2 separate regions of the Homo sapiens genome follow, and region 2 is linked to region 1. The links are chromatin contacts, found by Hi-C or POLR2A ChIA-PET in ENCODE. All regions are on one chromosome and are shown on one strand. Each heading gives the region's core, a stretch centred on a gene start or an enhancer-like site at or near the end of the contact. The rest is flanking DNA. Distances are from core to core; before and after follow the strand shown. Region 1 holds the start of TNRC6C (trinucleotide repeat containing adaptor 6C). Region 2 overlaps LOC107985079 (a long non-coding RNA gene).

Region 1 (4,272 bases), core at 752-3,251:
TTACAGTTGTGCCTGGGGTTCCTACTCATACTTTATCAGTTCAAACAACCACTAATAAGTGACACTGCTCTGCAGTCTTAACATTCATGGCCACCATATGCCTCAATGTTTCTGGGTCAACTTTAGTTTCAAACATTATCTCTACTGTCACAGGTCCACATGCCAAACTATGAGTCCAGTTTGGGGTTCAGAACATATAGTCTCTATAGTTCTGCCTTTTCTCGGTGCTCAGAGTCTAATATCATTGGAGAAGAGGACGATTTTTGCCTGATTAAACTGAGGGAGGGGGATAAGAAAGGGAACCAAAGACAATGCTAAATAATGTATTTTGGTTCAATTTTCCAAAAAGTGAAGCTCTGCTTATCACAATGATTGGTCCACTCTGGTCCACCCAGATACCTGGATTCCTCATTTATGTAGCAGCAGTCTACTTCGTGGGCGCTGCCTATTTTGAAGATGTTATTTTGCACTCCCTTCTGGAGCATGTGATAATACCTCTACCTTTGAGAAATACAAAAGATGTAGGTTCTCTGCAGTCGAGAATTAAATGAACGTAAATAAAATGAATAGACAAGGCAGAAGCCTCCATGTCAGCTCCCTCTGCCTTCAGATCCTTCTAAGGGATGTGGGTTCTCGGGAGGGGAAATACACAACACGATACAACAGACATTTGACGACCCTTTAGAGGCTGGTTGTGAATCTGACTACCGGAGGGCTTAAAATATGGCAGTAAGAAGAAAGGAGCTCATGGGACCCTGAAGGGAAACGAGAGCGGGGAATTTGTCTCTTTCATCCACAGTCGTTTCAAAGCATGACACTTGCGGTAACAAAATTGCATTGCGAAAGTACTAGTGTGTTATTATCTCCTCTTCAAGACAGGGACACGTAGACAGGGAATGGCCTCTTCCAATACCAACTTCCAAGTAGCACTGCTGATCCTCCACTGAACGATGGGGGAAAAGCTAGCCTGCTTCTGCGACCTTGCATGAAAATGGAGAAAATTCTTGGTTTCAAAATCTTCTCCTGGCTTGAACCGAAAGTTAAAAAGGGACTTTTCGAATTGCACATTGCGCCTGACCTTACCTACCACTAATGAATAATGGATATCGAGGAGCCGTGGAATGGAGGATCACGGCGGCGTACGGAGCACCGGGGAGGAATCGTGGGGTGCGTAGGCGCCGGAGCGCCCGGGTTCGGCCCGGACCGAAGGCTTGCGCGGTGAAGGTGTGGTGTCTGTGCTCCGGGGAAAGGGCTGTCTCCCCGGGGGACTGTTTCGCAGCGAGGCTTGTTTTGCTCGCAGCTGGGCGCTCCCTGGGGAGCGACTGAGCGCAAGGGCGGGCCGGGAGGCGCGAGGCGAGCACGATGCTCCAGGGCCCCAAGGACTCGTGTGCGTGTGCGTGTGCAAAGTGGGGCGGTGCAGGGCGTGTGCACGGCACGGGCGAGACGCGCGCCGGTGCGGGCGCCGGGCGCCGCCGGGCGCAATTACAGCATAAAGCCCGGGCGCCGCGGGGCGCTGGCCCGGAGAACCCACCGGACGCGCAGAACCGGATCGGCACCCCTCCCGCCAGCACCCTAACGCGGAGCCACAGCGCCCAGGGACCGGAGGGCAGGCGGCGGCGGTAAAGGACACCACGCAAGTCTCCACGTAACCCCCCCGAGCAGTGCAAGCTCCCAGGACTGGCGCGCGTCCCGGCCACTCGGAGCGCGCACCGCTCGCACCCCGGCGCGCTCCCCGCGCGGTGCAGGGAACCACAGCGCGGGCGGGTATTAAGGGGAAAGGAGGAGGCGTGGCCTGGCCGAGGAGCCAATGGGCCGGGAGGGGCGCGCGGGGGAGGAGCTCAGGTGCAGAGTGCCGATTGGCCAGTTCGCCCTCCGGTATGCAGATACGGTGGGAGTCACGTGCTAGGGGCCGGGACGACTTCCTGTTGGAGGCCAACGCGGGGCGGGGAAGGGGGCGCGAGCGCCCCGTCTGGCTGAAGCGGGGGGAGGGGGGTTCTTGTCAGTTAGAGCAACAAGATGGCCGCGGTGGCAGCTCCGCACCTCAGCGCGACGGCCCCGGGAGCCGTAGCCGCCGCCGCCGGCCCCGCCGCCGCGCAGTCTTGAGCGCCGCCCGGGCCGCCCCCTGACAGGGCAGTCCCAGCGCCCGCCGCGCTCCCGCCGCCGTCACCGTCGCAGTAGCCGCGGGCCCGCCCGAGCCGGAGGCGGAGGGAGCGGAGCGGCCCCGCGCCCAGCCGTCCGCAGCTGCCACCGCCGCCGCCGCCGCCGCCTAGGACCCGGACCCCGCCGGAGCCGCATCCCGCCGGGCGTGAGGAGGAGGACGCGTCGCGGCGTTGCCGGGGCCGGACCTGGACCTGCCGGGACGCGCCGCCGCCCACTCGCCCGCGCCGCCGCCGCAGCCGCCGCCGCCGCCCGCGCCGGGACCTGAGTCCGTGGCGCCGGCGCTGAGCGGGCCCCCGCCGCCCGCGCACTCCCGAGGCCCTCGGGCGGTTGTTCGTGCCGCCGCCGCCGCCAGGCCCGCGCCACCGGAGCCCCGCGGAGCCGCCGCCGCCGCCGGGGACGGAGCCCAGGTGAGCGCGGCAGTCCGCCCGCTCCTCGCCGCAGCCGCAACTTTGCCGGGAGGTTCGCGGGCCCTTTGTTCGGCCGAGCCGAGCCGGGGCGGGCGCTGGCCCCTAGCGACCCGCGTGCGGCGCCAGGCCCCGGGCCGGCCGGGTTTGAGGGGAGCGGCGGGAAGCGGCCGGGGCCGGGGCGCGTGTGTGCTAGTGTGAGACGGGGCTGTGCAGACGCCCGGTGTGCATCACAATCAAACGGGAGTGGAATGGAGGGCTGAAGATGGATGTGCCCCCTCCCTTTTAAAACTCATGCAGCGGTGAAATTCGGTCCTTTCCGGGCAGCCCCCCGCAGATTTTGCACTGGTGATGGCAGGCGCGAACCCGCCGTGTTTTGGTGCAGGAGCCCGGTGCCGTTGTTTGGGGGAAGAGAAAAACCCGGGGCGTGCTGCGGGTGGGCGGAGAAGGACCCCTGGGCGCTCTGCGGCTCTGAAATCAGGTGGATTTTCTAACGGTGCTGCGGACTGCGGAGTAATGCGTATGAGGAAAACGAGCCGTACAACATCTGTCCTGTTATCAGATAACGTAACCCGAGCGCCTGGTTGCCGCCTCTGCTTTAAGCGGTGCCTCCTTTGCACCTTTACCTTGAGGACGAGATTTAATTAATTGATTCGTAGCTATGAAAATGTGCAGATGTGGATGTGGGGGTTCCCTGCCTGTTAACCTGGGGAAGAAATAACTGGCAAGCATGTTACACGGAGCTTTGGGGATCTTAGCAAAAATGAAGGCTTGCTGCTTGGATGTTGTGCCGGGAGGTAGGGGAGGAGGAGCCGCTAGATCGTGGCTGCACCTATTGCATTCGAAGGCATTTGACGGTATTGGTGATTCTGCACGTAATTAGTGGAGTTGTCTCAAACCTTTGCCTCCGCCAAATGAAACCTCCATTTGAGTGGTCCGCTCGGTTATTTCTAGGCGTGAACTGCGGATTCTAAACTCAAAATGGTGCTCTGTAGATGTCCAACTTCAGCGTCTTTAAGGAGTTGCAAGTTGGAGCCTTCTGACTGGGTTAATCCATTGTGTAGCCGAGGTTCGGTTTTTCTCGAGTGTCTGGTGTTCACGTTGACGTACTTCGGCCAGTACAAGGTAGCCAATTTATGGTGATCGCTGTGAGAGCCTCGTACGTCCCTGAATGTAATTTGAGCCTGCATAAGGCCTACTTTATGCAAGTGATTTCCTGCAGTTGGAATTGAATAACTATGCGAATGAGTTGAGACCCTGGAAACCTGGCTTGAGTGATTTCAGAGGACAGTGGTAGCTGGTTTGAAATGTGTAGGGGGTGTTGGCAATGATATTCATAGATTCCGGATTTCCTTCAGTACTGTATGAAAGAATAAATGATAAAACTTAGCCCCAGGCCAGATGAACTTGGTTAGTAGAGGGCACCTTGAAGAAATTTACATTGTTCCAGAACAGCAGAGGTGGCAATGGTCTTTGAGCATGTTTCACTGTAGCACCCCTAGGATGCTTTGTTGGGGGAAATAATGCAAAACAGGGTTTTTAAAATGACTAGTTCAGTTGTCGGAATTAATTTTGTGTGTATTAATAGAACAAAGTAATGATGTGAACAGTTGTAACTTTACCTATACTGAAAGTTTTTTTTCTACAGAAAGTTTTTAATATTTATTTTCATAAGAATAGACATTCTTGGAAGCTGTTTTTCATACAG
Region 2 (4,272 bases), core at 1,199-3,698, 280 kb before region 1:
CTATCTATCTATCTATCTATCTATCTATCTATCTATATATCTCCTATTGATTCTGTTTCTCTGGAGAACCCTGACTAATGTGAGGCAACTATTGGGAGTGGTTTGGGGCTGCAGAAATCTGTGAATCTGAAGCCAGTCAACCAGATGGAGTCTGGAGAGGCCGAGCCCTCAGCGCCAGGGCCCTCTCCCACACTCCAGCTCCGCATTTGGAGCCAAGGCCCTTCATCTGCTAAATGCAAACCCAAAGTGAAGGGCCCCCGGGACCCAGGATTATGGACACTCAAAACTAATGCCAAATAAACAAGGCAAAATTATTTGTAATTACTCCTAAAGTCATTTACTTGTATCAGTAATTGACCTGTGCATTCTTTAATCTTTAATGCGCTTTTAAAATTCAGCCTCAGGGAGTCATCTTGCTTATTGACATTTGTCCTGGTGAGGACTCTGGAGGCATGAGGCTTTGGTTAAGATGTCTTAAAAAGAAATAACCAATTTAGGAAGCCATGACTTTCACACATCAGGGTAAGGAGGCACAGGGAGAGGGGCTGTAGCTGCCTGTGTTTTCCCTGGTCAGGACAACAATGGTAGTGACGACGATGATGATGATGGTGACGACGATGATGATGATGGTGACGACGATGATGATGATGATGGTGACGACGATGATGATGATGATGATGACGATGATGACGATGATGATGATGATGATGATGGCGGCACTAAGATTTATTGAAGAATCTGTATGACTTCAATTAATCCTCTTAAGGAAGCTTTAGAATAGGTGCTATTATGAGCTTCATTTTACTGGAGGAGACTATGGCATGGAGAAGCTACATACATTTCCTTAAGATACGCTTTGATTAGATACTGAAGGCAAACTCGACCTCACATCTGCAGAAGCCTCAAACCTTCATCCTACTGCCCCTGATAGGGTGGCCAACAACCACTGCCTTGCAAAGCGGCCGACTGAGGATGCCATACCTGCAGGTCACCTTGGGAAATTACCTGTCTCATCTGTGGTTTTCTTGTCTGCGGAATGGGCATCGTTTTTCACACGTTATTGCAGGTGGTGAGGACTACATGAGATTACACGAACGCGGCTGCTTTACAGACACAGCTCTCTTAGCTTCCTTCCATGCAAGACTGGAGCAAAGGATCTGAGCTGGGTGCAGATGGGGTTTTTCCCCCTCATCTTCTGAAGATGGAAATGTGGACAGACACTTTGCTAACTCTTTATTTTACCCCTTTGAGTGCTGCCAAAGCCAGTGTTTAGCATTGCGAAAGAAACCACACGGGGCTAGTTTGCTGCGGGAGTTATAAATCTCTCTTGGAACAGATTTGAAAACTGGTGACACAGAACAATTGCCCCTGGGGTCAGCAGCTGGGCCATTTGGGGGCCAGACACCACCTTTAGGATTCCCGGTGACGCCTCCCCTCCCATCCTGGTTCCAGGTTCTGCCACCAAGGGCAGGAGAATGCTGAGGAGCATTTCTGGAACCTCTAGACTTCCGACTCCCCCGCTCTGAAGGTGCACTTTGAGGAGGGCTGGACAGTGGAGGCTCCACCTAAGTGGTCCTCTGAGGCCTGAGGTCGGGTGAATTCTGGAGTCTCCAGACCTTACCCAAGAGCCCCTGTCTGTCCTCTTTCCCCATTAGTGTCCCCAGCGGGCCTTCCTGTCCACTGCCGCGGCTCCGTGGAGACCCACCCGGCCATCTCCAACCACATTGCTCCTGCTCCAACCCCAAAGCCCAAGCCCTCCTCCCCTCCCAGCCATGGGTGCTGACACCCCCACACTGTTCCTTCTAGCCTGAACCCTGGCACTTGCCTTTCTTTGGGGCCTCAGCTCTAATCAGGTGCAAGCTTTGCTAATCCTTCCTATGAGTGACCTCTTGTGCTCCTCCTCCCTCCTTCCTCCCTCCTCCATCTGAGATTCTGCATCAGCTCCATCCTAATCTCTAACTGGCCTCTGGATGAAGGAGCCCAGGTGAGCCCCTCCATTTGCTGACCTCCCCCTCCCCGCTGTGGGCCCTGCAACCTCCTTGAGCTGGTCCCCACCCACCCACATCTTCTTCTTCACACTCCCCAGCACTCAGCACACCCCAGCCAAAGCCACGTTGTCACTAAGCCAGACCATGTCACACCCAGCCCAGGCTCCTGCCTTTTGGGTGTAATTTCACAGTTGACATCCTCTGCTTTATTTCGAGCCGAGCTGAGCTTTATTTCGAGCTGAGCTGCCCCTTCAGCTCTCAGCCAGTTTCCTGCATTTGCAGCCCTGGCTTCTGGGTACCTCACCAACCTGCCACACTCCCTGGGCCGTCCGCAAGAACCCAGCCCCGTGCCCCCTTCCTGGAATTCCTCAGGAGCATGGAGTCTGTTTCACATCGGCCACTTTCTGGCGTGTCTTAGACCAGCCGCCTGATTCCCTTTCCCGGACGGCGAGCGCCAGGAATGTGCCATCCGCATTCCACTTTATCTTGTATCTCCCTGGGCTCCCAGCCCCGCGCCGGGCGAAGAGCCGGCACTCAATCAACGCCTGCCTAATGAATTGGCTGAATAAATTAATTTGGGGTTCATTTTCCCGGCCCCCTGCTTGGATGGGGAGGCTGCCTCCCTGACCTGTGGGGTGAGGCCCCTGAGGGCGGGACAGGACTGTGCACTGCCTAGTACATTAAACCGGGTCTCAGATTCCATTAAATCGAGGGGGAGGGAGTGCCTGCCGAGGAGGCTCACCCCAGAGGCCCTGCACGCGGCTCGGGCTGTTTAAGGAGGTTAAAACGAGAGGAGAAGGCTCTACAGCTAATTGTCCTTGTGCGTTAATCACAGTGTGCTGCGGGGGCGCCTGTTAGAATGTGTTAATTTGGTAATTACCGAGGAGGGGGAGGCTGCTCTGTAACCCTCGGCCTTTGTCATTATTTTTTAACTGAAATATGAAATGGAAATGGAAAGAGTGAGAAATTCCAGCCAGGATTTAAACCCAGATAGTGGAAATTCCCATCAGTTCACGTCCTCCTCTGCCGCTGCTGGAATGCCCCACGCAGGTGTCTCGTCTTCGTTTCTGCCCAGCCTAGATGTCTTTGCCCCCTTTTGAGCTTCCGGGTCCCAACACTGAGAGGGGCTCTGTCACCTTCTGTTTCTTGGAGAGACAGGAATGGCGGCCACACTTTATGACAGATATCATAATAGCCCAAAGATTCCAGACCCCGGGGCTCAAGCCCTCCTCCTTGCAGGTCTGGCCTGTATCCCCCACGGCCTTCGTTAATGGGCTGGGGGCTCCCCACTCCCCCAGATGGAATCTTCTCATCTCCCTGCTCAGGCAAGGCTTCTTTTTGCCTGTTGCACTAACTATGGTCCTTGATTTCATCTCTCTCCTCCCTGTTTCCCCACCCCAATCACAGCTCAGATACCAAGTATGCTGGGAACAACCAAGACCCAGGGGGCCGCTTGCTGCTAGCTTATTGTTTGCGGAGTCTTAAATGTGCATAACAGCTGTGCACAGTGTTGCAGAGCCATGCACGAAGCGGACATTGCAACCAACCAGGACTGGGAATTCCATCTTCTCTGCTTTCAAGAGCTCAGGCCTGATTGGTGGTCCTACCTCCCAACTATCTCTGGAATCTCTGCTTTTCTCCTAATTCCATTGCTGCAAAGAGTCTAGATGAAGACTTTGAACTTTTGCCTGGACACCTCCAGTATCCTGATGAAGTCGTTCCCTTCAGCCAGGCTCTGTTTCCTCTGAGCCTGGGTGGAAACAAACAGAGCCTGGTCACCCAAGGACATGAGTATTGGGAACACGGACTCGGATGAAAATCCCAAAAAAAGCCAAAGTCCTCCCAGCGGCCCTCATCCTCAGTGATCAGGCCCCGTTGCTGCTCGGACCTCTCTCTCTCTGCTCCGGCCCCGCTGCCTGCTCTGCTGCACTGGGCTTGTGGGGCTGGGGTGGCTCTGGACACTGGGATATTTTTATTTAACTCCCAAGGCAATTCTAACGTGCAGCCGGGTGGACAGCCAGGATCTCCAGGAGAAGTTCACGTCCTTCTCTGCCGCATCTCTAACCCGGCCTGGGTCTATGGCCCCGGCTCCTCTCCCTCCCCTCCCCATCTTCTTCTCTCCTCCCAGCCCCCCACGCTTAAATCACATCAAACCTCAGCCCGTTCTCTTTTCACCCCTCTGTGCCTTTGCACTTGCAATCGTTCCTGCAGAAAAGAACCTCTGTTAATGTTTTGGGATTTCCTCCAGTCTGGGCAGCCTCCCGTCATCTCCTCAGTGGACACG

Evidence for each region. A loop is a pair of places that touch in the nucleus more often than their neighbours do. ChIA-PET counts read pairs that join two places held with the same protein, here RNA polymerase II (POLR2A). Pooled maps may share reads with other maps.
Region 2: a loop to region 1 is called in a pooled map of heart left ventricle, with 2.1 times the contacts of the local background. The contact joins the enhancer-like site here to the promoter of TNRC6C in region 1. A Hi-C loop is called at or near these places in 6 of 168 maps with a recorded cell type or tissue (CD4-positive, alpha-beta T cell, CD4-positive, alpha-beta memory T cell, CD8-positive, alpha-beta T cell and 1 more), 6 of 37 single-sample maps with no recorded cell type and 15 of 50 pooled maps. POLR2A ChIA-PET finds 5 or more read pairs at or near these places in 26 of 52 experiments (A673, AG04450, BJ and 18 more).

Annotation. Positions count from the first base shown.
Region 1 is chr17:77,956,702-77,960,973 of GRCh38, forward strand. It overlaps TNRC6C (trinucleotide repeat containing adaptor 6C), which reads left to right and starts at 2,002. Exons shown (of 23, transcript NM_001142640.2): 1 at 2,002-2,567. RefSeq lists silencers at 1,617-1,666, 1,687-2,146 and enhancers at 1,819-2,378, 2,379-2,937.
Region 2 is chr17:77,673,908-77,678,179 of GRCh38, forward strand. LOC107985079 (a long non-coding RNA gene) reads left to right here. Exons shown (of 2, transcript XR_001753032.2): 2 at 3,396-4,272. Among named protein-coding and RNA genes, the nearest start is that of LINC01987, 53 kb to the right of the region's middle. Within about 2 kb of position 2,449, at least 2 of the 41 ENCODE cell types and tissues checked have a DNase peak (open chromatin) inside an H3K27ac peak, as active enhancers do.